Regions from separate parts of the Homo sapiens genome. Here region 2 is linked to region 1. The links are chromatin loops, found by intact Hi-C in ENCODE. Cell type or tissue: gastrocnemius medialis. All regions are shown on one strand. Links, peaks and the distances in the headings refer to the core of each region. The heading gives the core; the rest is flanking DNA. Region 1 overlaps MICAL3 (microtubule associated monooxygenase, calponin and LIM domain containing 3). Region 2 holds the start of SLC25A18 (solute carrier family 25 member 18).

The links. A loop is a pair of places that touch in the nucleus more often than their neighbours do. Peaks named below come from ENCODE experiments on the same cell type or tissue, not always from the same donor. Only the 100,000 strongest peaks of a DNase experiment are listed, where the experiment ranks them.
Region 2: a loop joins it to region 1, with 7 times the contacts of the local background. A loop is called at or near these places in 5 of 110 quality-filtered maps.

Annotation. Positions count from the first base shown.
Region 1 is chr22:17,776,167-17,790,617 of GRCh38, reverse strand. It overlaps MICAL3 (microtubule associated monooxygenase, calponin and LIM domain containing 3), which reads left to right. Exons shown (of 32, transcript NM_015241.3): 32 at 1-2,969. LINC00528 (long intergenic non-protein coding RNA 528) reads right to left here and starts at 13,328. Exons shown (of 1, transcript NR_103718.1): 1 at 11,137-13,328. RefSeq lists a silencer at 1,885-2,097 and enhancers at 3,956-4,005, 5,256-5,365, 2,526-5,707, 8,614-9,063, 8,425-9,438 and 3 more. In gastrocnemius medialis, for the core only: CTCF peaks have their summits at 3,652, 4,995 and 5,203 (motif pointing right); DNase peaks (open chromatin) are centred at 3,307, 3,687, 4,794 and 5,217; H3K27ac peaks cover 4,241 bases.
Region 2 is chr22:17,562,244-17,577,523 of GRCh38, reverse strand. SLC25A18 (solute carrier family 25 member 18) reads right to left here and starts at 14,026. Exons shown (of 11, transcript NM_031481.3): 1 at 13,811-14,026; 2 at 7,538-7,600. It overlaps LOC105372850 (a long non-coding RNA gene), which reads left to right and starts at 7,446. Exons shown (of 3, transcript XR_001755420.2): 1 at 7,446-7,546; 2 at 13,021-13,255; 3 at 13,411-13,827. RefSeq lists enhancers at 7,353-8,103, 8,104-8,855 and a silencer at 13,961-14,255. In gastrocnemius medialis, for the core only: no CTCF peak of the experiment used is centred there; DNase peaks (open chromatin) are centred at 6,503, 7,209 and 11,013; H3K4me3 peaks cover 2,168 bases; H3K27ac peaks cover 6,829 bases.

The DNA of each region.
Region 1 (14,451 bases), core at 433-8,432:
GATGCCCGTGTGCTGCTTGGAAAGTGGTCGAGTCCCGCGTGCAGTGGGGAGCCCCAGGTGACAGTGGTTATCTGAGACGGCTCCACCTCCTGGGAGGAGGCCCACCTGGACCTCCCACTCAGAGGAGCAGCACGGCGTGTATGGCATGACGCAGGGGACCACCCCGCGCGCTCCCTGAGGATGTGCTGGCTGTGCCCCTTTTTTCCACTGGCACATTTGGTAAGAGAGGGAAGCTGCTCCCCGTCAGAACCACAGTGCGCCGTGCGAGGGGCACTGTCTTCTTCATGCTCCCTGGAGCACCACCAAAGAAACGTAAACAATACCCCACGAAAGCAGGGTCAGGGGTCAGGGTGCGATCGAGACCCAGGATGGGGGCGTCCAGTCATGCCCACCCCAGCATCACAGGAGACATGGAGGTGCGGGCAGGCTCCTGAATTATTATGCAAATTAGGAGGACGCAGGAGGGGTCTGCCCTCCAGCCGAACACCACACACTGGACCCTAAGTGGCCAAATGCCTGGGCCGCTTGCTGGCTGTGGCCTGAGGCTTGTGGGTTGCTGCATTTTGCTTGTAGTTCACAACCATTTTGACACTGGAAAATGCTGACTTTGGGGGACAGGATGAGGCCCTACATTCTAAGCCCCCAGTTGGCAGACAGGCATTGTCCCTGTTCCACATTTATGTCGGGACAGGAGATGACCTTTTCCTCCGTGTTTTTCCTGTGTTTGCACGTTGAAATGAAGCTGACAACCTGGCAAGACGCTCAGCCGCTTCAAACCCTTTTTGTCAATTAACTTATTTTTTAATACTTGAAAAGAAGTAACTTCGTTTGTGTATCTTTACTAGAGGAACTGATCACCTGCGCCCGGGTGCGGGAGCCACAGCGGCATCTGGTGCGTCCTACGCGACCTGGTCCGGGGCTGCCCGGTGCTCCTCACGTGCATCTATTTATTAGCCTTTCTCTTCGTATCACTGGCCTGGCTGGCATCAGGGAGCTGCCCAGAACCCCTGTGTGGGTCCTCCTCACAGCTTTCTGTCCCCTCCTCCACCCGGTGCCTGCCTCACCCTGGCGCTAGACCATCTGGACCACTCATGTGATGAGGGTGCATTTCCGTTCTGTTTTGGGCCAGGCCAACAGCAGAGCTGCCACTCTCACCCTCCCAGTGAGAATTCCGGCTCTGCAGAACTCGCCCTTGTCTCAGTTTGGGGGCCAGGGCATCACCTTCCTCCGCACATATGTTAAAGAAGGTTTCAGGATGGGCCCTCATCCACACAGGCCAAGAGGGTGCAAGGTGGGACCCTGGAATCATGTGGCTGGTGAGAATTCCCTCCTCCCAGCCTAAGATTCACCCAGACGGAAACGCGAGTGCTGCAGTGGATGCTGGGATGCAGGCTGGTGCCTCTCAAGCAGATCAGCGACTCCCGCCCTTCCTTCCGAAGGCGACGGGCACCTGCCTTGTGCCGGATCTTCATGGGGACATAAAGGGCGAGCCCCGAATCACTAGCTCCTATAGCCAAACTGTTCCTTTCTCACGGTTCCGCACCAGCCTGGCTGTGTACAGCTCATCAAGCCACTGAGCTAATCGGGGTGGGGTGCTTGTCCATCAAAGCAGTCAGCACATAGCCCAGCGAGGAGCCATCCGGACCAGACCCGCCTGCCAGGGGCGCTCCAGCCGCCTGCCGCCTCCGTGGGCTGGGGCCAGCTGGGAGCAGAGGCCTGGCCCCTCCAAGGCGTCCCGCAGTGGAGCAGGCTGAGTGGCTGTGCTGACCTTGGGCTTTCCATGGGAACCACACTGTGCTTCAACTTGAACATTCATCCCAGCTGCAAAGGAGCAAAGAACCTGTGTCATCCTTGTCTGTCCAGAAGCTGCCATCTCTCTCCCATGCACATCCGGGAGATAACGCCGCTAGTGGCCGCCACAGCGCTGATTCTCCACCTGTTCTCACGTGAGGCAAAGGTCTCCTTTTCTTTTCTCTTTACTTAAAAAAGGGGAGAGGAGGGTTTCTAGATTCCATCTTCAAACCCCAGTCGTCCCATAAAATTGGACGTGGGAAAAGACCTTCACTGCCTGCGTGGCCTTTCCCAGACCTCTCCTCGAATGCCACAAAACCGGTCCAGCCCCGGCAGAGCCGCCTTCGGCCCTTGTAGCTCCTGCTGGCCCCACAACAGGGAAACAGTTTGCAAAGTGGCTTGGAAGGAGTGTGGCCTAGGGATCTGCTGTAAGTGGCCAGACGTAGCAGGAGAGCCCAGTGTCACCTTCTGGTCCTGGTCAGCCTTAACACTGTGGCATCCTCCACAGCACACACGGCAGCCTGCAGTCTGGAAGGTGGACCCGAGCCTTTGCAGAGAGGCGCCGCAGAGCCGCAGGCCTGCGCCCCAGCCTTCTGCTCCCGACTGTGAGGACACCCAGTTCTAGTAGAGCACTTTTTTTAAAGCTCCCATTTTGTAACCACTAGTTTGCGGTTGACTTGAGTACTCTGGTGACTTCCTGCGTCAAGCGTTCTCAAGCTGTGAGAATGTGCGCAGCTCCAGGCAGGTTTTCTCTCGGAGAGTTAAGTCTTCCCTTGAAGGCAGGGAAGCAGGATGGATACACATATATCACACGCATAAAACACCAGGTGCGGGAGCAGCCCAGACTCAAGGCTGACTAAACTGGAGGCTGAATACCGTGGAGGTCCACATGCAGCTTCCCTGGAGGGCAGGCCGGAGGCGCTCCCGCCCCTGGGCTTGAGGATGCTGCACCCCGTGGGCTTCCAGGCCTGCCCAGATGATGCCTTCAGGCCTCTGTCCCTGGCGGCCATCCTCAGGCCGATTTTGACCAGCAATGATAGACTCTTCTTAACCCTTTCAAAATAAATTTTTCAGTGGGACAGAAAGGAGAGTTAAAAAACATTTTTTTAAAGGTGGTAACATCTGACCCACAAAGGGAATGGGTCTGTTTTATGCAAAATAAAAGTTTTTCAAATAAATAGTGTGTTTCTTAAGTCATTTTACTGTATTTTTCAGGTGGATGGTGTAGGTGCAAGGTATGACGCATCTAGCTCGTGCCTGGGTGCGTGCAAGACGGTTTAAAGAATACATGGTTTTTTTTAAGTTCGTGCTTTTTTTTAGTCCTCCATAATATCCTGGCTCAGCCACAACTGCTGTCACTTGAGTAAATGTCTTAGGCAGCCAAGTTTGAGAAGCAGCCACTCTTCAGACGAAGCCCCAGTAGCTTCTGGAAGGGAAGTGTGCTCTTTGAATTGGAGATACTCTGAGTCAGGGTGATGCTGTGGTCCTGGCAGCCCTCCTTCCAGCCCTGCCTGGCTCTGTCCTGCAGCACAGCTGACCCGGGAGTCCATGGCATGGGGTCTGCAGCACCCACGCCTAAACCTTTCAGATGTTTCAACGATCTCGAGGTCATTCAGTGCGTAGGGTCACTGCTCGTTAGCCTGAAAATTGTCCCCAGGAGATTACAGGGAACAGTCCTGGCCAGCTCCTCTTTCTTTGTTCTAAGAAGCCTCCGAGGCACGCCCCAGCTGTCTCTCTAACCCCTCCCTCGGTGTGTTGCATTGTTGGGAGCACGGCTGACCCTGTGACCATCCAGGGGCGCCATGCAGGGAGGGAAAGACCGCAGCAGCTCTGTGCACGTGAGCCACACCGCCTACAGGCAGCTAGAAGCCACTCAGTGGAAGCTGGCTCCCAGTCCTTCCAGCTGCGTTCCCAGCTATTCCAGAACAAAGAAAGGCCTGGCTGGGACAAATGTGGGCGTGTCAGGTAGAACAGAGGACAAAAATGGATGAGCAGCTCAAAGTGCATATCCTGTGGCCCTAGAGGACATCCCGTACAAGGAGAGCTGGGTCACTTGCCTGTTGGGAAAGGAAATGGGGCTTGGTAGTCACCTGACCCCCAGGCTCTTGTTCCTCAGAAGGGCTTGCTTGTCAGAGCTGCACCAGGCAGCCTTGGGCTGCAGTTCACAGCCACCTCAGGTGGCAGGAAATGATAAGTATTGCTTTAGGGAGGACACCAGAAAGGAAGGCTGCTGGGCCAGGCCAGAGCCACTGTCAGAAGCACACAAAAAGGCCACACGCCGTGGCGCACGCCTGTAATCCCAGCACTTCTGGAGACCGAGGCATGAGGGTCACCTGAGGTCAGGAGTTCAAGACCAGCCTGGCCAATATGGCGAAACCACGTCTCTACTAAAAATACAAAAATTAGCTGGGTGTGGTGGCACACTGGAGAGCCTGAGGCAAGAGAATTGCTTGAACCTGGGAGGTGGAGGTTGCAGTGAGCCAAGATTGTGCCACTGCACCCTGGGTGACAGTGAGACTCTGTCAAAAAAAAAAAAAAAAAAGTATAGGCTCTATCATTTTTAAATTTTAAAAACTATTTTAAAACAAAAAACAAGAAGCTCTTCTTTCATGAACCACCACATCTTTAACAGCTCCAAAGTCCCTCCTGAACCCTGAATCCTCACATAGTCCCATCTTAAGAATCAGCCAAAAATGAAGGGACAAGACATGCCATTTTATTCCATTTTATAAGCTGGCCACACTGGCCCACGTGCTAGACCCTCCCCTCTTCGTGTCCCCTGCTCGGATGACCTCCCCAGTGATGCCCAGTGAGGAGGGTGAGGCCATACCACCCAAACACTGGCCGGGGGCCGGAGCCTCCTGCCGCACACAGCACAGGAGCCTATGAGACCAGGCCCGTGGCCCTCCCAACAGCCTGTGGCTGCTCAGCTTCACCAGGAGCTTTTTCAGCAGCCTCTTCGTGTGCCCCCTGCCCCAAGGTCTTCCTGCAGCGGGGGCTTTGCCGGGGAAGGCAGAGGAGTCCAGTTGCTGTGGGTAGGCCACATGTGCCACAGCCACACTGCCAGAGAAGCCACCTACTGCCAGGACGGAGGAGGAAGACAGTCCCTGTGCTGCACACACAGCCCCTTTTCATGCCCCCGCGGCGTCCGAGCCACAGAGTGCACATCCAGTACTGGAGCAGGCTGTTTCCAGCCGTGGGGCCCAGGGTGGGGCCAGGGTGGGGTGGCTCAGGACTAGGTGGATGGGGCTGAGGGCCTCCCTGGACAGTCAACACCTGAACCGTGGTGAGGCTGCCAGTATTGAGTGGTCCCCAAAGTAGCCAGGGATAGCATCCTCCAGACGCGTAGGTGCGTGTGGAGCTACCTCGCGCAGCTGTGTGACACGAGACTGACTGAAGCTGCTGGTGTCTGCCCACCCACAAGAGGGCGGCAGGGAGCACAAGTTAGGTGAGCACCAGCTCGGTGTCCTGGCGGGATGTGTTCCTGTCTCTTCCCCCGACGTCAGCCTGGTCACAGCACTCACCCGGCCGGCGCCTCGCATTCCTCCCACCGACTTGGGACTGCTGACCAACTTAGGATGGGGGAGCACGTGGGAAGGCTGGAGGTTCCGGAGTCGGGCCCCGTGTAGATGCACAGATGCCTCCTGATGGGAGAACCCTAGGAGGACTCGGGAGGCAGCCCCCTGCAGCTCGAGGCCAGCCTCCCTGTTTCACGAACTTGCTGGGCCCCCGTGGAGTCCGTGTTCCCAGAGGGTTCAGCCGGCCCCATTGCCCCAGCCACCCCTCCACCCAGGCAGCAGGTCAGAGCTGGTGTCCCAGCAGCAGCTCCAGGGACAGGCCACGGGTCCCTGGGTCTTCACAAGGCCATCGTCAAGGATGAGGGATTTGTCCAGATGGGTGCTGGAGTGTCAGCGTTGAGGGGCTGCTCAACCCACAGGCACCCGGCCCAGCAGGCGAGAGGAGCCTCTCAGTGGTCAGCCCCCATGAGTGTCCAGGGCCTGCCTTTCTTTTCTTTTTTCTTTTTTCTTTTTTTTTTTTTTGAGACAGAGTTTTGCTCTTGTTGCCCAGGCTGGAGTGCAATGGCGCGATCTCGGCTCACCACAACCTCCGCCTCCCAAGTTCAAGTGATTCTCCTGCCTCAGCCTCCTGAGTAGCTGGGATTACAGGCACACGCCACCATGCCCGGCTAATTTTGTATTTTTAGTAGAGATGCGGTTTCTCCATGTTGGTCAGGCTGATCTCGAACTCCCGACCTCAGGTGATCCGCCCACCTCAGCCTCCCAGAGTGCTGGGATTACAGGCGTGAGCCACTGCGCCCGGCCCAGGGCCTGCCCCTCTAGCCCCCGGTTGTCTCCCCGGCAGAGTGGCTGCCAGGTCTTTCTCGGGAGAAAAGGAGAGAGAGGCACCTGGCAGCCAGCAGCTCCCTTTCCCCAGTGGGTCTCACTTCTTTTAAAAATGTTTTTAGAGAATTAAATACCTTTCAAAAATGTATCTCGGACCAAACTTGTTCCCTCGGGGGGCTGGGATGCCTTCCACCCGGAGGCCCCAGCACAGGGACCACCTGCCCAGCCAGACCGCCTCAGCAGGCAGCTCCTGCAGGTCCCGACTCTCTCGGCTCCTCCATGGCCAGTCATTCCCGCCCGTCCCCTGCGCTCTGTGTCTGTAGCTGCTAAGTTGCCGCTGCTGGCTGGTAAGAGAATTCTTCCTGTCCTTCCCCTGGTGTGGCCATGTATTTTGACAAGAAAAGACAAGCAGGAAATTGTCTTTTTCCCCAAGCTTCTTGCCCACGTCAAGGGCAGGCCTGCTCCACCAGCATCTGCCAATGCTTTGTTATCTCGGAGCAATCGCGTGCAGCTAATGGGAGGGGTCTCTGCTGTTGGAGAGGGTGGGATGGGAGGAGTCTCAGAATCAAGATCCAGGCAAGATCAGGGATAAAAAATTGGAAACCCACTTATTTCAAGCCAGGATTGTGATAAGAAGGACTTTGGTGAACAGCCCTAGGGTGAGGCCCACAAGCAGAAGCAATCGGATGGCACCAAAGACAGCACCGGCCCCCAGAACCCTGCAGAGCCTTGAGTAAGCGGGGAAGGCTTGCTGGCCTTCCCAGGCATGAGCATCCTATCCCTGGCCCCAGGGAGGGGGTAGTCTCTGCTCCCACCAGGTCAAGGTTTGGAGGAGGGTGAAGAACTTCGTGCATGAGACAAGGGGCATCAGAACAAGGTCCACCCCCAGCCTCCTCCCCCTAGCACCATCCTTTCCTCCTCCCTGGAGAGTCCTCCAAGGCCCCGGGGAGAACTAAAGCACAGCCACGCTCTTGGCAAGGCACCATGGCAGCAGAGCACGTAGGCGTAAGCACATGCAGTAGAGAGATTTGGTGTAGAGAAATAGAGATTAAGTAGGGCTAAGGCAGCTATAAACGTCATAGTTTTAGATGCATTTTCAGGTGCCAAAGAATTGCCCTTGGCTTTGAGAGCTGGACGGTGAGCTCAGCTGGGGCTGGGAGCCGGTGGCACCGTGTAGTACTGAAGCTTTCCCACACAGGGCCCAGGGGTGGCAGCGCCCCATCCAGGGAAGTCCCCTGGGTGGATCCGCCATTCAAAACTTTCCTGTCCTTTTCCTCCACGCCAGCGGAGATACAGGCTAAGACTCCCTAATGCAGGATTTCCTTTGAGCATCATGTCGGCAAAGATTCCAAAATCTGAAAAATTGAAACACCTCTGGTCCCAAGCATTCTAGATAAAGGGATACACACCCACCTGAAGGCCCCCCCCCCCCGCTTCTCCATCAGCACCTCTAAAGATGATCCCAAGAGCCTTCATCCCTCTCTCCAGGAAGATCTTTTACTGGAGGCCACATGCCTGTGAGAACCAAGCGCTAGACCAGGCGTCTGCCTGGCTGGCTGATGCCGGGTGCGGCTCTCCAAGCCTGTTTCTACCTTTGAACCAGGAAAAGAACATCCACTTCTCTGCCCCGTAAACAGATCCTAGACGCTGAGCACTTTGGGTTTTGTGGGGTGCTGGGCCATCCCTCTGTGGCTGCCTGAGTTGGTCCCATACAGGCATCTCTTCCCTGAAGGCTGACCCGGCCCTGCCCACGGCACGCCTGGGAGCGGCTCCTGCCCAGGCCTATGGCCGGAAACGCCACAGTGGCTCCTCTGGCTGGCATGAACTTCACGATGACACCTGGGTCTCAGTGCAGTTTGTAGGAAAGGAAGGATGCCACGGGGTCAGATCGTGTGTGGGGGAGATTTGGTACAGAAGCGAACACAGGAATGAAGATGGCAGAAACGTCACGTAAGGCGAGGCGTGTGTCTGCTGGCCTCTCGCCTATCGCAGGTCTGAACTGCGCACAGCATAAGGCTGCAGTGCTGAGACTCAGCCCCTCCCCGGGGGGCCACAGCCTGGGCCGTTCACTCTGCACGTGGCAGTCTTGGTTTCTGCACCTTTGAGCAGAATGCTAGACACAGTGGTGGTTTGCCCTCTGCTCAATATCCCTCTAACAAATCACCATGCAAAACATTCCAGCTGGGCACAGCCACCCCACGCCGGGACCCCCACACCGGGACCTCCACTCCCTTCCCTCTGCTGGGTGTGATTTGGCCAATATCCAAAGAGTTCACTTCAGAAAGGGCAGGGTGAGAGGAAGGATATCATGGGGGTCCCTGGGCTGGGCCAGCCCTGGGGCGGACGCCAGAGGGCCCAGCTCCCTCTGGGAAATCCTGCTCGCCCTGCCCCAGCACCCATTCTGAGCCACAGCCAGACTCTGGGAGGGCTGTGCTTGGAGTTTTCCAGCCCTTGGGCCTTAGGAGTTAGCCCTCTGAAAGTTGGTGGCGAGGGCTCACTAGCAGCTGAGGGTTGTTGGCATTAGATAGAGCAGTCCCAGGGAAAAGGCTGCTTGAAGCAATATGGGAAACCCCAGACTGGTCTTTCTGCAACAGCTGAGTCATGCCAGCCTCCCAGAGCTTCTGCAGGGTCACACCCACCCAGCAGCGGGGCTGGGGAATTCCTGGGGTCTACTTGCCTCCGCTCAGTGGGTGGGACTGGTCTTCACCATGGCCGTGATTTCACCATGGGGGTGAACATGATTTTCACCCCCCCAGGCTCTGGTCCTGCATCTCGCCATCTCTCCCCTCTCCTCTAGCAAGACTCTTGCCCTCACAACCCACCGGCCCTTCAAGGCCCAGCGCTTGGGGAAAGCACCTCCTAGGCAGGGAGCCACCCAGCCAGGCACCACCAGCCAGGCCCTTCTCTAGGCTGTCAGGGCAGAGCCCTGGGTCTAGGCAGAGAGGGGAGCTCTGTGGTCGGTGCTGACTTGGCCAGGAGCCACCAGCCCCGGTGCTGTGGCCCTTTGATGTTGGCTGAGAGCTCTGGGCCATCCCTGCAGCCCCAGTTCCTGGGGAACTAACTGCAGGGAGGGCTCTGTGCACCTGGCCTCCTGCCATGTGATGGTGTGTGTTCACTCTGTTTTTCCAACCCAGGTCTCGGGCAGGCGTTTATTGTCGGTTTCTGTCCCAGAGATGAGGGGAATGGGGTGGCCAGGAAGGAGGAAGCCTTCACTCCAGCAATCAGGCCCCCGCCAGTACTGGGGTGGGCTCCAGTTCAGGGGCTTAGGAGGCACCATGGAACGCATGGGCTTATTCCCAGGGGAGCAGAGGCCTTGTGCAGACCTCACCTCCTGCAGTGTGGGGGGATGAGATGCCTGGAGGGGCAGGAGGGAGAAATGGCCCACTTGGTAATAGCCATTACCGCGTGTCAGCCCTGGCCAGCAGGGGACAGGCCACCTCTGCCCCTGCCTCCCCAGCCCTGTCCTCAGGCCAGGAGGACACTGGCCCCTCCACCCCTCATTCCTTCTGCTTCTGAGAGCACCTGAGCTTCAGTGAGAGCACAGCAGCCCGGCCGGGGAATGAGCGGCACCTGGAGACAGCCCACCCTCAAGAAGAGCATGGAAGTGTCTGGGGCGGATGGTAGGGACAGGGGCTTCAGGACAGGGGAAGGCGGTGGGGGCAGCTGGCAGGGAGGGGGTGAAGTTCCAAGGGTGCACTGAGAAGGGGACTGGGGTGGAAGGGGAAAAGGGCAGTGCGTGGCAGCCCCTCTGCTCCTGTCTTTCTCCCCATGCCCCTCGGGAGCCGCCATCCAGCCCCCACTCTGAAGCACCTCCCACAGGGACCCCAGCCACCCCACTCACAGCACACACAGCTGCTAGGAGCCTCCCACCGCACTGCCGGGTAATCACAAGCCACGCTTCCTGAGCGCATGCTGGGTGCCTAAGACCTTGCGTTTCATGTATTCACAGCCCGCCTCTGAGGAATGTACTATCATCTCTTTGATGACAGGAAATTGGGGCCCAAGAAACTTGATCTGGGGCCTCAGGATGCGGGGAGCTGGAGGCCAGCTTTTCTGGGGGCAGCCCCTGGCCAGTTACAGCTCACGAAGCTCGTCAAGGATAGAGCTGAGAAAACAAACTCTGAAGGCTGAGCTCTTAACCACCAAGCTAGAGGCCTCCCGCCCTCCTCTTGACCTCTGCCCTGGGAGGCCTGCCCAGACCCCCGTGCCCACGCACCCTCTGCCCTCCAGATGCACAGATGCTTCTGGTCAGAACCGCACCCTGCTCTTCAGTGCACCAGTGTCCCTTGTAGAGTTCTGTGCCGTGGCTTCTATCCCAAGTCACTCGGGAGTAAGCTACGCGCACTGTCTCCCCATCTTCACCCAGGGATGTGAAGAGCTGGTGACCGCGGAGACGCTGGATGGGACAGCATCAATCTCGGCACTCTTGGGAGGAGAACCTCAGAGGAAAGCCGGGACCCCGTCAGACTGAGCTAGCAATACGCCAGGTCCGGAGCTCCCAGTCTGTTACTGCAGCGAGCCTGCAGAAAGAGTCCGCCATCAGGAAGGTGGTGGACTTCTTTCTCCAGGTGCCGCCACTACTGCTCTGGAGCCGTGGGAATGCTGCAGTCTCCTTCCACAGAGAACGTGCTCTCCAGGTGTGTGGAGTGCCTCAGCCGACAGCCTCGGGCTGCAGCCACAGAGGCCACGTGCTCCAGGCACTGAGCCAGTGGTATGGGGGGTCTGTCCCTTGTTCCTGCAACAGCATCCTTGGCCCTGAGCTGCTGTTGGTGTCGCAGCAGGGCCCTATCAGATCTGCTTCACAGCCGACCAGTTCTCTTCCTCCCTCTCTCCCCTCCCAGGGGTCCGATCCCCATTGTGATCTGAAGGCTGTCCCTGTCCAATCCCGCCCCTTCCTCTTGGGTGTCACCTCCCACCGAGCTTTGTCTCAGCATCTGCTTGCCGGAGGATGGAAACTGACACCTCTGTCCTCTGCTGAGTAATACCAAGACGAAACCCAAAGGACTTTTCTCTTTTGTTTTTTATTTTTATTTTAGAAACGGGGTCTCACTCTGTTGCCCAGGCTAGCCGTGCACTGACACGATCACAACTCACTGCAGCCTCCACCTCCCGGGGTCAAGCCATCCTCCCACCTCAGCCTCCTGAGGAGCTGGGACCACAGGCACACACAAACATGCCTGGCTAATTTTTTATCTTTCTTATTTTTTGTAGAGATGAACATCTCACTGAATTGCCCGGGCTGGTCTTGAACTCCTGGTGGCCCAGTCTGGTCTCGAACTCCCAAAGGACTTTTGAACAAAAACTCTCAAACTCATTGTTCACCATGGAAATGCAAAACCAAAATAGCACCGAGCTATCATTTTATACTATTAGACTGGCAAAGGTTTGGAGGCTAGATCCTGCCCAGTGTTGGTGGGGATGGAGCAGGGCGGCCTGCAAGCCCTGCTGTGGGATTAAAGTGTACCACTGGGGAGACCTCACCACAGGCCCACCTTAGACGGGAGCTCTGTCCCTACAGTTTGGTCCCCAGATATCTCTCTAAAGAAACCCTCATTCGGGCTCAGAGCACCGTGTTTGAGGATATGAATGAGAGTGGCTCGTCATGGCGGCAAGTTGGAGGTCACTGGGGTTCCATGGTTTGGGAGGCAGTTGGGCAAAATGCAGGGCTGCCCACAGTGGGGACCCCATGGCACTGGAGGCACACGCGCAGCAATGTGGAGGGACCCAGCAGATGGAGCCGGGTGGAGAAAACGCGCCAGCTCACATCTCAGTTAAAACACACGTGCACGAGCAACAGCACACTTGCTCGTGAGACTGCCTAGGAGCCAGTCCACGGCGCGGAGAGAGCCGGCAGCGCTGTCTCATTCACTGTCTCAGTCCAGCTTCCAGCCCTGCGCCATCCTTATGCGAGAGTCCCTCAGGTGTGTGGCAACCTCAGCTCTGCACACCCAGCCTTGGACACCCACAGCGCAAACAGGGACCCTCCCAGAGCTGCCCCCAAGCCCTCCCCTGGCCTGTGTGCGGGCGTCTGAGCGGGTGGAGGCCAGCCATGGGCTCTGCTTCCCTGTGAGCCAGGGTCTGGGCTGAGTCTAACCTAGAGGCCCAGGGTGAGCGCCGGGGAGGTCACATCATTCCCGGAGTTTGGAGGGATCCAACACAGCTCCCCTGAAGTTGGCTGTGACTTGGGCCTGTCAGAAGCAGCCTGAGAGGAGGGTCGCAAGTGACCCAGACCTGGGAAGGAGGGAAAGGTTTGAATTTTGCAAAAAAAAAAGATAACTTTGCCCTTTTCGCTTGATCTTGGGGGGACAAGATGGGGGTGACGCCTCCCGAGACCGGGAGAGGAAGGCCACCTGGCGAAGCTGCAGTCCCAGCATTATCTGTATGTTAAATTGATGTTTTAAATCAGAGTTGATATCCAAGTAATTAAAGAATAACTAACAAGCACAGGGACTAGTGAGGGGCTGGGCCAGATTCTCTGCAACCCATATGGCTTCACCTACTTTCCAAACCCCCGGTTCTGTGAGGACCGAAAATGACCATCCCAGACTATTCCAGAAACAGCCTGGGGATTCTGAAAGTTTCCCAGAGCATAGGCAGTGAAAGAGAGAGAAGCTCAGCCCTTCTGGAGGGGACGGGTGGCTCAGAACAGAAGGTGGAAAGGGAGAGAAGCTCAGCCCTTCCAGAGGGGATGGGTGGCTCAGAGCAGAAGGTGGGGATGCAGTTCTGGGGGCGCCATGGCCGAGCACCACAGACCCGGGACTTGCACAACAGAAGCGGGTTTCCTCACAATTCTGAGCCGGAAGGCGGAGATAAATGCGTGGGCACGGCTGGGTTCCCCGGACGCCTCTCTCCCTGGCGCAGAGACGATGTGTTGTTCTCCCCGGGTCCGTTCCTGTGTGGGTGTCCGCGTCCCCATCAGGACACCAGTCAGATAGGAGGAGGGCCATCCAGTGACCTCACTTCACCTTAATCACCTCTGGAAAGTCCCTGTGTCCAAGCACAGTCACGTTCTGAGGTCCTGGGGGTCAGGGCTTCAACTTACGAATTTTGAGAGCATTCAAGTCAGCCCACAACAGTGGACTCTGAAATAATCTTTTAGGAACTGGACTCCTCAAGGACGCTTTAGAAAATGCCGGCCTCGTTCTGTTGCAAAGGGGTAACTGAGGAAGAGGGGCTGAATTTTCACAGGAAGACGAGCCCGGTGGCAGGAAGTGACAGTGAGAAACTGCAGCATAAAGCGGAAGCAAAGGCCGACTGTGACTATGTGGTCGCCAGCTCGCCTTCCCCGTCAAACCTTGCTGGATTTTGTGTTTCATTTTCATTGCCAAAAACATCATTCAGGTCGGGTGCAGTGGTTCATGCCTGTAACCCCAGCACTTTGGGAGGCCGAGGTGGGAGGATTACTTGAGCCCAGGAGTTCAAGACCAGCCTGGGGAACATAGCAAGACCCTGTCCCAAAAAAAAAAAAAAAAAAAAAAAAAAAAGGCCAGGTGTGGTGGCACACGCCTGTAATCCCAGCACTCTGGGAGTCTGAGGCGGGCAGATCACCTGAGGTCAGGAGTTCGAGAACAGCCTGGCCAATATGGTGAAACCCCGTCTCTACTAAAAATACAAAAATTAGCCAGCCAATCATGGTGGTGGGTGCCTGTAATCCCAGCTACTTGGGAGGCTGAGGCTGGAGAATCACTTGAACCCGGGAGGCAGAAGTTGCAGTGAGCGGAAATCACACCATTGCACTCCAGCATGGGTGACACAGCCAGACTCCGTCTAAAAAAAATTTTTAAAAAATTAGCCAGGCGTGGCGGTGCATGCCTGCAGTCCCAGATACTTGGGAGGCTGAGGCAGGAGGATCACTCGAGCCTGGGAGGTCAAGGCTGCAGTGAGCTGTGATCACACCACTGCACTCCAGCATGGGTGACAGAGCTAGATCCTGTTTCAAAAAAAAAAATAAAGTCATCATTCTCTCATGTATGTGTATATTGTTTCATTTGTTAATTAAGGTATAATTTTACATACAGTAAAACTCACCATTCTTCGTGCAGAGTTCTCACAAAAGTGTACAATTGTGTGGCATCCACCACAATCCCTGTATAGAAGAATCCCATCATCCCCGGAATTTCCCTGGACCCTTCCATAGCCCCCCAGTCCGTCACCCCCTGAATTGTTTTCTGGCACCCCGCCCCCCTTTCTTTTTGAAGTGGTTGTTTTGCAGGAAACATCACCCTCTCTCATTTTACAAATACTGCAGACAGATTTTGAAGCCCAAAGCATCATAGAGGCAGCAGATCAGGACAGGGAGGATTGAGGCGGGGAGGCT
Region 2 (15,280 bases), core at 3,266-11,265, 220 kb after region 1:
TGTGACTGCTCTTATAATCATATTCCCTGCTGTTTCTAGAACTAAATTACTACTTTAGAAACTGTGGGCCGGGTGCGGTGGCTCACACCTATAATCTCAGCACTTTGGGAGGCTGAGGCGGGCGGATCACCTGACGTCAGGAGTTTGAGAACAGCCTGACCAACATGGAGAAACCCCATCTCTACTAAAAATACAAAAAATTAGCTGGGCTTGGAGGCTCACGCCTATAATCCCAGCACTTTGGGAGGCTGAGGCGGGCGGATCACAGGGCCAGGAGATCGAGACCATCCTGGCTAACATGGTGAAACCCCGTCTCTACTAAAAATACAAAAAATTGGCCGGGTGTGGTGGTGGGCGCCTGTCGTCCCAGCTACTTGGGAGTCTGAGGTAGGAGAATGGCGTGAACCCGGGAGGCGGAGCTTGCAGTGAGCCGAGATGGTGCCACTGCACTCCAGCCTGGGTGACACAGTGAGACTCTGTCCCCCACCCCAAAAAAATTAGCCAGGTGCGGTGATGGGCACCTATAATCCCAGCTACCTGGGAGGCTGAGGCAGGAGAATCGCTTGAACCCAGGAGGCGGAGGTTGCAGTGAGCCAAGATCACGCCACTGCACTCCAGCCTGGGCTACTGGAATAGGGGTATTTAACAGATGCCAGAGAAATTAGGGACACCCTAATCCCAGGGCCACTCCATAGCATAGCTAACAGATGTGATAATGTTTCCACCCACGGAGAGCACTTGGCTGGAGGGTGAGCCTCCCTACCCTGAGGCTGTACCAAGCTGCTGCAGTTCCAGCCCCGGAAGTTCCCTTTCGCAGGCCTATGCTAATCAAAGCCTATGACTTGACAAGATTCCTGGCAGCAGTAAATGCATTAGTAACAGGCAACAAAGGCGAAACCATTAGCCAGGCAAGGTATGAAAGGAGTCATAGCACCATGAAAACCCCAAACCTGGCACCAGGGCCGATAACTGCCCCCCAAGGCAACCCACAAGCCTAAGTGTTAGTCACGCTACAGATATTTGTTGAGTGATTACTGTATGCCATTTGCAGTTCTAAGCAGCAGGGACACAGCTGGGGAACAAAGCAAGGCCTTGCCCTCCACAGAATTGAATTCCTACTGGTTCCGGCACTGATGGGAATAGACTTCTTTTTTTTTTCTTTTTTTTTTTGAGACGGAGTCTCACTCTGTCGTCCAGGCTGGAGTGCAGTGGTGCGATCTTGGCTCACTGTGTAACCTCCGCCTCCTGGGTTCAAGCTATTCTCCTGCCTCAGCCTCCTGAGTAGCTGGGACTACAGGCTCACACCACCACGAATGGCTAATTTTTGTATTTTTAGTAGAGATGGGGTTTCACCATGTTGGCCAAGATGGTCTCCATCTCCTCACCTCCTGATCTGCCCGCCTCAGCCTCCCAAAGTGCTGGGATTACAGGCATGAGCCACCATGCCCGGCCTCCTCTACCTTCTTTTCTGAAGGAATTTAGAGGGTGTAGGGGGTATTGGGGTAGAAAAGATCATCTAAGTGCTGGGATGCAGAACAATGAGAAAACACATCTGGAACTCTTTGGAAACAAAGTGGGAAAGGACTAGAAAAGCAGCCAGCTGGAAGACAGAGGCTCCCTGTCACCGCCTTGGGATGCAGCATCTGGCCATGACATTGTGTCACTGTGCACTGGGAAGACAAGTGCATTCACAATTTACATGTGATAACTGAATCATATTGAGAAGAAGAAATTTGATACACGGGAAATAGCATGTTTGCATGTTCTTAGTGTCAAAAGGTGGAATGCAGTGGGTGAGCATACCCCATTCTAGGACTTGCCCTTTCCCCCTTGCTATTCCGGGTTAGTTGCACTGGGAACTGCCACGTCCCTGGAACTCCATCCCCTGGCTACTGTTCACTGTGTAAGGATGGAGACCTGACTTAAGCTGAATGATTCAACCCCTTCCATAGGAATTTTTAAAGTGTATGCAGCCTCTTTTAGGGGCATTTTACCTGTAACAGATAAAACTTGGGGCCCATCAGCAAACTTGTCACATGATTGAGGAAACAGAGATAAATAAAGCAGACCCGCAGAGATGATGCAAGGCGGGAGAGACTTCTGCCTTATTACTGCACAGCGATCCACTTTATTCCTGACCTTGACCACAAAAAGGGTCTCCCACTATGCTTCTAATGAGGTGACTTATTGTCTTAAGATAGTAGAGTTCTGTAACTTGGTAACCAAAGAGTGCTTAATAAATACATTTTTAAAACCCTCACATTCCATTTAATGGCAACTGAGCGGCTTAGACAGTGCGTGCTGAAAGGCTCAGAGGTGTGCAGAGTCACTAAGGGCTGGCTTGGAGAAGTGGGACTTAAAGAATAAGAGAGCACGGGGCACAGTGGCTCACACCTGTAATCCCAGCACTGTGGGAGGCCGAGGCAGGTGGATCACCTGAGGTCACGAGTTTGAGACTAGCCTGGCCAATGTGGTGAAACCCGGTCTCTACTAAAAATGTAACAATTAGCTGGGCGTGGTGATGCATGTCTGTAATCCCAGGTACTCAGAAGGCTGAGGCAGGAGAATCGCTTGAACCTGGGAGGCGGAGGTTGCAGTGAGTTGAGATCGCACCACTGCACTCTAGCCTGGGCGACAGAGCGAGACTCCATCTCAAAAAATACATATATAAATAATAATAATAATAATAATAAAGGGAACATTGGCCAGGCACAGTGGCTCACGCCTGTGATACCAGCATTCTGGGAGGCCGAGGGTGGGTGGATCAGGAGGTCAGGAGTTCGAGACCAGCCTGGCCAACATAGTGAAACTCCGTCTCTACTAAAAACACAAAAATCAGTCAGGCGAGACGTGATGGCACGTGCCTGTAATCCCAACTGCTCGGGAGGCTGACGCAGGAGAATCGCTTGAACCCGGGAGGTGGTGATTGCAGTGAGCCGAAACGACGCCATTGCACTCTAGCCTGGGCGACAGAGCAAGACTCCATCTCAAAAAAAAAAATAAAAAAAAAAAAGAATAAGGAAGCATTTAAAAGCAGAAGGTGGGGCGTGCAGACCCTGGATGTGGGCTTGGTGTGAGCAGAGGGTTCAGGGAACAGAACTGTGGGAAGGAGGCTGCAAAGGCAGGTTAGGCCACACGTGGGGAGCCTGGGTGGCTAGAGACAGCATGTGCCCTCCTAAAAGGGAATTTTTTTGTTTTCTTTTTGATTGGCATTTTCACAACATGAAAAGTGAATTTTTAAATGTGATCCTGTAGGCAGTAACAAAACACTGAATACTTCTTTTTTTCAGGGGACAAGATCTGGCTCTGTTGCCCAGGGTGGAGCGCCGTGGCGCAATCTCAGCTCACTGCAACCTCTGCTTCCCAGGCTCAAGCGATCCTCCCACCTCAGCCTCCCAAGGAGTTGGGACCATAGGTGTATGACACCATGTCAGGCTATTTTTTTAAAAAAAATTTTTGTAGAGATGGGTTTTGCCATGTTGCCCAGACTGGTCTTGAACTCCTGAGCTCAGCTGATCCGCACACCTCCACCTCCCGAAGTGTCGGGATTACAGGCGTGAGCCACACTGAATGCTTTTAAGGGGGAAAATACCACATTGAATGTAGTATGAGGACAGTTATTCTGGAAGAATGGGTTGAGGGGAGTCAGTGAGAGGCCAATTAGGAGACCCTTCAGAGTAAAACAATGAAGTGGAGAGGGAGGGATTAGGGAGAAGGGGTAGAGAACAAGGGTTACTGGGAGAGAACTTTGTAGAGAGCCTTGGTGACTGTCCAGGGCTGAACCGCAGAGAACCATGGAGCTGTCTCAGCTCTGAGGTGAGGAATGAAGGATGCAAGTTAGGAACCGAAGCTGCCTGCAGGGAAGGAGAGAGATGGGGTCAGTGGGGCTTCGGGAACTCTCTCCTCAGCACTGTGGGAAGGAAGTCAGCCAGCAGGCACACCGGCTTGACAGAAAGAACACCTCAGCTGTAGACACCATGCTGCCGTGGCTGGCCTTGGGCTAGTCCTCCAGCCCCCAGGTGCCCCATTTCCAGGAGTATTTCCAGATACTGAGTCCTACCTCCTCACCACTCCAGACTCTATTTTTCAAACGTGGAGGTGGCTAAGGATGGTTCTGGTGTAGAGTCAGAAGCAGACAGGTTTTGGGGGGAAGTGGGGAGGAAGTCAGAGAGGAGGTGCAGCACTGTCAACTGATCTCACCACTCAGCAGCATTCAGAGGCTACTCCGGCCACCCCTGCCTGAATCCCACCACCAGAACTAACCTGTGGCCCACCCTGTCTGTTTTGCTAGAAAATAATGAGCTAACAGGAATGATCCATGACTTTTTGTTACTAATGAACATCTGCTCCCTTTCTTAAAGTGCTTAAAGTAATAGAAAAAATAGTAGAAAATCCAGAAGGTACAGAAAACTGTAAAAGGTCTCACTCTGTTGCCCAGGCTAGAGTGCAGTGGCGTGATCTTGGCTCACTGCAGCCTCAACTTCCTTGACTCAAGGGATCCTCCCGCCTCAGCCTCCTGGGTTGTTGAGACTACAGGTGTGCACCATCACGCCCGGTTAATTTTTAAAAAATTATTTGTAGAGGGCTGGGCGCCATGGCTCATGCCTGTAATCCCAGCACTTCGGGAGGCCGAGGCGGGCGGATCACGAGGTCAGGAGATTGAGACCATCCTGGCTAACACGGTGAAACCCCGTCTCTACTAAAAATACAAAAAATTAGCCGGGCGTGGTGGCGGGCGCCTGTAGTCCCAGCTACTCGGGAGGCTGAGGCAGGAGAATGGTGTGAACCCGGGAGGCGGAGCTTGCAGTGAGCCGAGATCGCGCCACTGCACTCCAGCCTGGGCGACAAAGCGAGACTCCGTCTCAAAAAAAAAAAAAAAAAAAAAATTTATTTGTAGAGATGGGGTCTCGCCATGTTGCTAAGGCTGGTCATGAATGCCTGGGCTCAAACAGTAATCCCACCTCAACCACTCAAAGTGCTGGGATTACAGGCGTGAGACACCACACCCAGTGGAAAAGTGATTCTTTTTTTTTTTTTTGAGATGGAGTTTTGCTCTTGTTGCCCAGGCTGGAGTGCAATGGCACGATCTCGGCTCACTGCAACCTTCACCTCCAGAGTTCAAGCAATTCTCCTGCCTCAGCCTCCTGAGTAGCTGAGATTACAGGCATGCGCCAGCATGCCCACCTATATTTCTGTATTTTTAGTAGAGATGTGGTTTCTCCATGTTGGTCAGGCTGGTCTTGAACTCCCGATCTCAGGTGATCCGCCCACCTTGGCCTCCCAAAGTGCTGGGATTACAGGGGTGAGCCACTGTGCCCAGCCGATTCTCCTTTTTTTGAGATGGAGTCTCACTCTGTTGCCCAGGCTGGAGTGCAGTGGCGTGATCTCGGCTCGCTGCAACCCCTGCCTCCCAGGTTCCAGTGATTCTCCTGCCTCAGCTTCCTGAGTAGCTGGGATTACAGGCACGCACCACCACACCTGGCAAAGTTTTTTGTTTTTTTTTTCTGAGACGGGAGTCTTGCTCTGTTGCCCAGGCTAGAGTGCAGGGGCATGATCTCGGTTCACTGCAACCTCCGCCTCCTAGGTTCAAGCGATTCTCCTGCCTCAGCCTCCCAGTAGCTGCGATTACAGGCACGAGCCACCATGCCCGGCTAATTTTTGTATTTTAGTAAATACGGGGTTTCACCATGTTGGCCAGGGTGGTCTCAAACTCCTCACCTCAACTGATCCGTCTGCCTTGGGCCCAGACTTTTTTTTTTTTTTTTCTTTTTGAGACAGTCTCACTGCATTGCCCAGGCTGGAGTGCGGTGGTGTGACCTTGGCTCACTGCAACCTCTGCCTTCTGGGTTCAAACAGTTCTGCCTCAGCCTCCCAAGTAGCTAGGATTACAGGCGTGCTCCATCACGCCCGGCTAATTTGTGCATTTTTACCCTGTTGTCCAGGCTGGTCTTGAACTCGTCAGCCTCAAGTGATCTGCCCACATCAGCTCCCCAAAGTGCTGGAATTACAGGCCTGAGCCACTGCGCCCCGGCTGGAGAAGTGATTCTTAATACATTGTAACTGAGGGTCATATTGTGAACAAGACACACTATTTAGAGAAATGATACTAGCTGCTGAGCTGCAGGGAGGAGCGTGCTGGAGTTTTCCAAGCTCCTCAGATCACATAGCTTTTCGTTCTTCCTGTTTAAAAACGTCCCATTCCCTTGGCTTGACTCCTCTGGCTTCCCCTTCTGTGCAGCCACTGCTAGATCACCACAGATTGTCCCTCCGGATGCCTGAGGGCTCCTAACTCAGCTCCTTGCCTTCAGCCTTGTTGCCTTCAAATCCACCTTCCAAACGGCCAAGTGGGTGAAAGGGCGCGGGGGCTGCCTTCCCACGGCTCTCGGGACAGGCTCCCACTCCCGCACAACCTGCCCTGGTTTTCCTCTCCCTCACCCCCTGCTTTCAACTTTTGCTTTCGGAACACGTCAGTCTTGCTTCCGAGTCTTGCACATACTGTCCCCTTCACCCAGGACACTCTTTCCGCATCCAAACCCAGTGATTTACAAACTGTTCTTTGGGCTTCAGCTCAGACGTCACCTCCTCCCACATGCCTTTCTGGAGTCACCCCATTCTTGGCTAGGAGCCCTCTCCTGTTAACCCATTGAATATTCAGTTGCAGCACTTACTGCATTACATTGACACTGACTTGCTTCCCCATGAAAATTACCAGTTATTTGTGAGTTAAGACGGTCTTGAGGCTGGGCACGGTGGCTCACGCCTGTAATCCTAGCACTTTGGGAGGCCAAGGCGGGCAGATCACCTGAGGTTAGGAGTTCGAGACCAGCCTGGCCAACATGCTGAAGCCCCATCTCTACTAATAGAAAAAAAAATTAGCCAGGCATAGTGGCATGCACCTGTAGTCCCAGCTACTCGGGAGGCTGAGGCAGGAGAATTGCTTGAACCCAGGAGGCGGAGGTTGCGGTGAGCCGCCATCATGCCACAGCACTCCAGCCTGGGCGACAGAGTAAAACTGTCTCAACAACAACAAAAAGTCTTGGGGCAGTATCCTGGCCACGGCGCAGAGGCATCCAGTAAGCATCCTCAAATCAAGAAGCCACAATGACTCCCCATCTGACTTTGCTGTCAGACTTGTCACGAGACTGCTGGCTCCACTGTAGAGCTGTGCTCATTTATTCCCACTGTGAGGAGCTGGGTTGGGGGCCTCAGGGTGATGACCACGTCCCCGCCTACTTCCTCTTATTAGCAGAGCAAGGGTGAGTGTTCCCAGGAATGAGCCCCTCACACTAGTAGCCAGGAGCCAGTTCTTGACTTATTGCCAAGAAAATCACTTGCTTCCTGGCTTGGATGTTGCCTGGGATACCCCATGGTCAGGGGCGGCCACTTCCTCGTGCCCACCCCTTCTGACTCTATCCAACAAATGGGATGAGTGTCCCTGTCCCACTGGCTGCTCTTCCCCTTTCCCCCAATGGTTTATTTGCTAGAAGAGTCTTTTCCTACCAACTCTGAGCTTGATGCAGACAGACAAGACACTTACCTGCTTTCGGTAAGAACCTCTGCCTTTTCTGGAACCCAGGATATAGTTCAGATCGCTGCTGAGCTGCAGGGAGAGGTGGCTTTCAGTGTCAGCCAGCTTGGACTGGTTTTCCCTTCTGTGGTCAGTTTCCCTCCCTCTGCCTCCCCCTCATCACCACTGCAGGGTTCCAGACTCTCACCGCACACTGCACCTTCAAATAGGTTGGGTTTGAAGCAAAACCCAAAGAGGCTACTATCCAGTCAAGCCACGCTGCACCTCCCCAGGTGGCAAGTAGGTTGCTGTTTACTTGGTGGCTAGTATGACTCGGACAAAAAGTCCAGGCTGGGAAAAGATTTTAACAAGGCAGCTTGGGGGTGAGGGGAGATTCACCGCCCACTCAGAGACCTGGAAGCCAGGGAGGAGGACAAACACTGAAAATCAATGCAACGCAAACACTTTTGCAAGACATTTGGTGCCAGAAGCAAATCTCTGCTTCTCAGTCTCATGCACTTTTCTTACTGCTGATAACCGGCTATTTCAATGATCCTGGGAGGCATCCTCCCTGCAGGAACACATTTTCCTTTCACTTTGCATGTATTTGTTGGGGGCTATCACGTGCTCAGCTGCAGGAGGGCTGCAATGTAGTTTTGGCACATTCTCAATGCTTAAGAATGTTACAAGTGTAAAAAGCAAAGAAGAGGGCTGGGCGCGGTGGCTCACGCCTGTAATCCCAGCACTTTGGGAGGCCGAGGCGGGCGGATCACGAGGTCGGGAGATGGAGACCATCCTGGCTAACATGGTAAAACCCCGTGTCTACTAAAAATACAAAAAATTAGCTGGGCGTGGTGGCGGGCGCCTGTAGTCCCAGCTACTCGGGATGCGGAGGCAGGAGAATGGCGTGAACCCAGGAGGCGGAGCTTGCAGTGACCTGGGATCGCGCCACTGCCCTCCAGCCTGGCTACAGGCTGGGCGACTCCATCTCAAAAAAAAAAAAAGTAAAGAAGAGGTTCCTCTTAAAAGACTTTCCTCCCCATCTAATTAAAAATAAGTAGTAATTTCTCTTAAAAGCAAAATTTATTCAAAGACCTGTGCTAACATTCTTAAATATCTACCAGCCATAATAAAAAAAATCAATGTACTTTATACAGGCCGGGCACGGTTGCTCACGCCTGTAATCCCAGAACTTTGGGAGGCCGAAGCAGGTGGATCACAAGGTCAGGAGACTGAGACCATCCTGGCTAACACGGTGAAACCCTGTTTCTACTAAAAATACAAAAAATTAGTCAGGCGTGGTGGCAGGCGCGTGTAGTCCCAGCTACTCGGGAGGCTGAGGCAGGAGAATGGCGTGAATCCGGGACGCAGAGCTTGCAGTGAGCCGAGATCGCACCACTGCACTCCAGCCTGGGTGACAGAGTGAGACTGTCTCAAAAAAAAAAAAAAAAAAAAAAAAAAGATGTACTTTATATTCTCGGCTCCCACAGTTTAGCCTCAATATTTGCCCTGCCATACTTATACTGGTCCAAACAAACATTAGGTCATAGCCTGTTCCTCTTCCTTATTTAAAGGTGTTTTTACCTTTCTCGATATTCCACAAGTTCCTTCCTCCTTCCTTTATTCTCATCTGCCTTTTTTTTTTTTTTTGAGATGGAGTCTTGCTCTGTCACCCAGGCTGGAGGGCAGTGGTGCCATCTCGGCTCACTGCAAGCTCAGCCTCCCACGTTCACGCCATTCTCCTGCCTCAGCCTCCCGAGTAGCTGGGACTACAGGTGCCCACCACCACACCCGGCTAACTTTTTTGTATTTTTTTAGTAGAGACGGGGTTTCACCATGTTAGCCAGGATGGTCTTGATCTCCTGACCTCGTGATCCGCCCGCCTCAGCCTCCCAAAGTGCTGGGATTATAGGTGTGAGCCATCGCACCTGGCCTATTCTCCTCTGCCTTTGCCTCTTTTAAAAAGTTGTAAGTTACTAGCCAATCAAAACAAATACAAAATATAAAGTCCCATTCCAGCCAAAAAAACCAGACAGCAATAAAGTAGACCCATCAGGTTATAAACGACCCTGTCTCCTTTGTTCAGTATACTCTCGTGACAAAACTGCTAGCAAGTGTACCCTTTCTGCAGAAAGTATAAAAATGGCCTTACTAAAAAAATTAAATTTATATTCAAGTGCTATTTCTTTACGGCACCAAGGAACAAGCATTCCTACAAGTGAGTTGTGAACTCAATGCTGCTTGAGTTAAGGAAGGTTTCTTGGAGTTTTGGAGACATGGAAAGGTTTCAGGAAGAAAGTGGCAATTGATTTTGGGTTGGAGGAAAGGCAAAGATGTTGATGGAATTATAAAAGCAAGGATAGAGAGGTAAAATGGAGATCCACTGGCAAATTGTCTAATTTGGGGCAAAAGGCTGTTAAACCACGTTGGGTCTAGATGAAACAGGGCCCTGCTGCCAGGCGAAGGATCTGGGAGAGGTGAAGAATCAGCACTGGATACTTTGAAGTCAGATGCACGTTCAGATTCCAGCTCCTAAATTATGAAGTAATACACTTTAGGGAAGCTACTTTAGTGCTTTTTTCATAAAAGGGGAATGGGACATCCATGTAACAGGATTGTAATTAATCTGAAATGAGGCTGTAGAGTGGACTTGAAAATAGGATTGCTTTTGAAACAGTTTGAATCTTAGTTTACTGCTTACTAGCTGTGTGACCTTAAACAAGTTACTTAAGTTGTCTGTGTTGCCTGTTCATCTATGAGATGGGACTCATATCTAGATGTAGTGCACTTAGTACAGTGCCTGGCACATAAAAGGTATTCACATGCTAATTCTTTGTAAAATATACATTATTTTTGAGACAGTGTCTTGCTCTGTCGCCCAGGCTGGAGCGCAGTGTCGTGATCATGGCTCACTGCAGCCTTGACCTTCTGAGCTCAAGCCATCCTCTCACCTCAGCCTCCCAAGTAGCTGCGATTACAGGCATGCCACTATGCCTGGCTAATTTTTGTTATTTCTTTGTAGAGACGCGGTTTTGCCATGTTGCCCTAGGCAGGTGTACAACTCCTGACCTCAAGCCATCTGCCTGCCTCAGCCTATCAAAGTGCTGAGATTACAGGTGTGAGCCATCACGGCCGGCCCATGCTAATTTTCTTCCCACCTTTTCTGGTGGGCAATGGAAAGCTGATAGAGGATGCTATGGAGTAGGGACCCGACGGGACAGTTCAGGTCTCTGGCAGTGCCAAGTGGTTTGGACAAGTCAGGGAGATTACACAGTAAGCTAGGCAAAAGAGAAAATGACAGGCTGGGCCAGGCACGGTGGCTCGGGCCTGTAATCCCAGCACTTTGGGAGGCTGAGGTGGGCGGATCACCTGAGGTTGGGAGTTCGAGACCAGCCTGACCAACGTGGAGAAACCCCGTCTCTACTAAAAATACAAAATTAACTGGGCATGGTGGCACATGCCTGTAATCCCAGCTATTTGGAAGGCTTAAGCGGGAGAACCGCTTGAACCCGTGAGGCGGAGGTTGTAGTGAGCCGAGATTGCGCCATTGCACTCCAGCTTGGGCAACAAGAGCGAGGCTCCAGTTGGAAAAAAAAAAAAGAAAATGACAGCCTGCTCACAGGAGGGAAGAGATGTGAATGGTTTCTGTGAAGATTATACAGGGCTTGGTGGGTGATTAAACACGCCAGAGGCAGGTATCAGATTTGAAACACGCATCAGCAGGAGGAAGATACATTATCCCCCCACTGAGAGTGTTAGAAGCAGGGGGTAGGTAAGGAGACGGGGAGGGAAGAGAAGTTTGGCAGCTGACATGAGCTTAAAGTAGCAGTTGCAGATGAGGGGGTGACAGCAGGCACCAGAAACAGCGGTGCAGTGCCGTGTCACACCCACAAGCATGGTTCAAAAAAATAGAGATCGGCATTGGTGCGGATGTAGAGAATTGGAACCCTTGCTGGTGAGAATGTAAAACACGGCAGCCATGGTGGAAGACAGTATGGCAGGTCCTCAAAAAAGTAAACACAGAGGCCAGGTGCGGTGGCTCACGCCTGTAATCCTTGTGCTTTGGGAGGCTGAGGTGGGAGGATCACTAGAGCCTGGGAGTTTGAGACCAGCCTGGGAAACATCCAAGACCCCATCTCTTTATTTTTTGAGACGGAGCTTCACTCTTGTTGCCCAGGCTGGAGTGCAATGGCACGATCTCGGCTCACTGAAACCTCTACCTCCTGGGTTCAAGTGATTCTCCTGCCTCAGCCTCCGGAGAAGCTGGGATTACAGGCATGCCCCATCATGCCCGGCTAATTTTGTGTTTTTAGTAGAGACGGGGTTTCTCCATGTTTGTCAGGCTGGTCTTGAACTCCCCACCTCAGGTGATCTGCCTGCCTCGGCCTCCCAAAGTGCTGGTATTACAGGCGTGAGCCAACACACCTGTCCAAAAATTTTTTTAAAAAATTACTCAAAAAAACCCCAAACAAAAAATTAGCCAGGCGCTGCGGTGTGTGTCTGTAGTTCTAGCTACTTGGGAGGTCGAGGAAGGAGGATCATTTGAGCCCTGGGGTTGGAGGCTGCAGTGAGCTATGATCATACCACTGCACTTCAACTTGGCAAGACCCTATCTCTATTAAAAAATAGAAAATTTGGCAGGGCGTGGTGGCTCACGCCTGTAATCCCAGCACTTTGGGAGCCCGAGGTGGGTGGATCACGAGGTCAGGAGATCGAGACCATCCTGGCCAACATGGCAAAACCCCGTCTCTACTAAAAAATACAAAAAATTAGCTGGGTATAGTGGCAGGCACCTGTAGTCCCAGCTACTCGGGAGGCTGAGGCAGGAGAATGGCGTGAACCCGGGGGGGCGGAGTTTACAGTGAACCGAGATTGTGCCACTGTACTCCAGCCTGGGTGACAGAGCAAGACTGTCTCAAAAACAAAACAAAACAAAACAAAACAAAAACAGAATGAGTCTGCACAGAGTGACAAATGAGGCTGCAGGCAGAAATAAGAGCATCCCGAGGGAGGGCTCCTGGGCTCAAGCGATCCACCCACCTCACCCTCCTGAGTAGCTGGGATCACAGGTGCACACCATCAACCTGGCTAATTAAAACAATTATTTTTTTGTAGAGGTGGGGCCTCATTATGTTGCCTGGGCCTGATTTTTTTTTTTTGGAGACAGAGTCTTGCTCTGTCCCCCAGGCTGGAGTGCACTGGCTCAATCTTGGCTCACTACAACGTCCATCTCCCAGGTTCAAGTGAGTTTCCTGCCTCAGCCTCCCGAGTAGCTGGGACTACCACACCTGCTACCACGCCTGGCTAATTTTTTGTATTTTTAGTATAGATGGGGTTTCACGTTAGCCAGGATGGTCTCCATCTCTTGACCTCGTGATCCGCCCGCCTTGGCCTCCCAAAGTGCTGGGATTACAGGTGTGAGCCACCGCGCCCCAGCCAACTTAAGTCCTTTCTAAAAATTTTTTTTACTTTATATAAACTGTTTGTATTCTTTTTTCTATGCTATGCCTCAGGTTTGAAGATGTTCAGCTCAGATTACCTGCATCTAAGGACCAAAATGTAAATGCCAGGGCCATTCTTCCAGGTCAGTTTGCATCAGAACCATGCAGGTTGCATCTGTTGCTAGTTACAAGAGAGAGCTAGGCCCTTCTTCAGTTTAAGGTCTTAGGCGGGATGCCAAAATCTGCATTTCCAGCAAGTTCCCAGATGATGGCCAGGCTACATTGTGAGAACATCACAATAGATCATGTGAGTGAGAATGATCAGGGCAGGCTGAGGTGGTGGGGAGAGGAACACCATCACTTCTCCCAAGCTGCAGTTTCTGCAGATCTACGCTGCCTTTGGGAAATGTTTAGCATCACACTGGACATAATTACTTGCGCTGCATTTTCTGAATTACACAGTCTTCGTCTTAGAGTGGAGCCAGGGCAAAAGAGGAATTCAAGCTGGAACAAGGAGTCCGAGAAGACGCGACTGCTGGACAGAACAAGCGATGAAGCCAGTCCCCAAACTGATGAGCCCGCAGCTCCATCCAAATTAAATGGGCTGAGAACACCAACACTCCACCCTCCCGGTACGATTGCATGGCAGGGAGGAACCAAAAATATTTTTCCTTCATCTGCTATCTCAGCTAAGCAGTACACTCTTTCTAGCACCTCACTAGAGTCCAGTTTTTCTGTATTCTGTATTCACAATACAGGTTTATTATGAACTCTGAGCAGATGAGGCTATTTTTCCCCCTTTTGGTTTCTTAGTAACTAGGCAAAGTACAAGGCTCACGGTGGGTATTTAATAAATACTTACTGACAACTTGCCTGCAAGCGAGTCGACGTTCATCTCAGTTGTTGAGGCACTCACGGGCCAGGCTTCACTCGACTCTTCTCACTGCCTACTCAGTTCCTTCTCAAAGCAAAGCCCGTGGATATATCCAAGGAACTGGCTTCATTGCTTTTAAAAATTCTGTCCAGCTTTAACTGGCTAGAATAGGGGTCCTCGTCCTTGTCATATGCTGTCCAGAATGAAGTCCAAATCCAGGATTCTGGGAGCATGTCATGCTTTCTCGAACCTGCAGGAGTCTCAAGGGCACCTGCATTGATATGCATGTCATGGCTGTAGAAGGGGGCTGGCATTGCAGCACACAATAGCCAAATCTGGGGATTTTCCAGATGCCTTCGCCTTCTTGGCTAGTATTTTTCACTGAAGGTTTTTTATAAAACTGCTTAAGGAAACTAGGGGAGTGAGCATTGCTAGCAGAAAGGGGACTAAAATAGATGCACAGAGGTCCCTTAAAAGTCCAAAGGAACACCACGAGGCCAGGGAAACATCTGCAGGGTCAATGCAGAGAAATCAACAGCAGTTGTGGGGGAGGACAGTGAAGGCAGCCACACAGCAGGCAGCTGCTGCTGGGTCACCCAGGGCTCTGCCGCGGCTCCATGAGCGCCCAGAAGGAAAGGTCCCATGATACCTCTTGCATAACAACTGCATGACATAGGCCGTTCACCTTCCAGGAAGATTCCAGGGTAAAGATCAGCCCCCAAATAGCCCGTCTGGATGGTTATTTTCTCAATTCCGTTGGTAGCACTCTCAGAGAACATAGAGTATAGCAAAATGGAGCCCACAAAGGGGCTGATTTATAAAACTTGCGTTGCCTTTCCTTCCAGTAACACGAATTGGTTTAGAGACAAGAGACATTAATCTTTAACAAGAGAAGCACCTATGGATGTCTCCAAATGTCAAAATAGAAAGTTGATCAGAACTTTTGAGACTAATCTACAGTAACAATGTATAGCTTCCTGTCTCCCTAAATCTTGCCCGAGTAGCTTTTATGCTCTTATTTTAAGAAGCTCACTGTGTAGGATTATCTGTGTAAGATATATTTACCCAGGATGCTTAACAAGCGTTAAACAGTAACAGTTCCAAAAATAGAGCCACATTTACACTGCCTACTGCACTGTTTTGAAACAGTTAACCAGTGGAAGATGCTAACTTTTGGTACATATATTTGTTGCTGGTTTTGGCCCGAAGAAGATAAATCTGGAAGCACTCTAAATGGCTAAGTTCCTTATAAAAAATAAAGGCCGGGCACAGTGGCTCACGCCTGTAATTCCTAGCACTTCGGGAGGCTGAGGCAGACAGATCACTTGAGCTCAGTTCTAGACCAGCCTGGGCAACATCGTGAGACAAAAAATTAGCTGGGTGTGGTGGGGTGCCCCTGTAGTCCCAGCTGCTTGGGAGGCTGTGGTGAGAGGACTGCTTGAGCCCGGGAGATTGAGG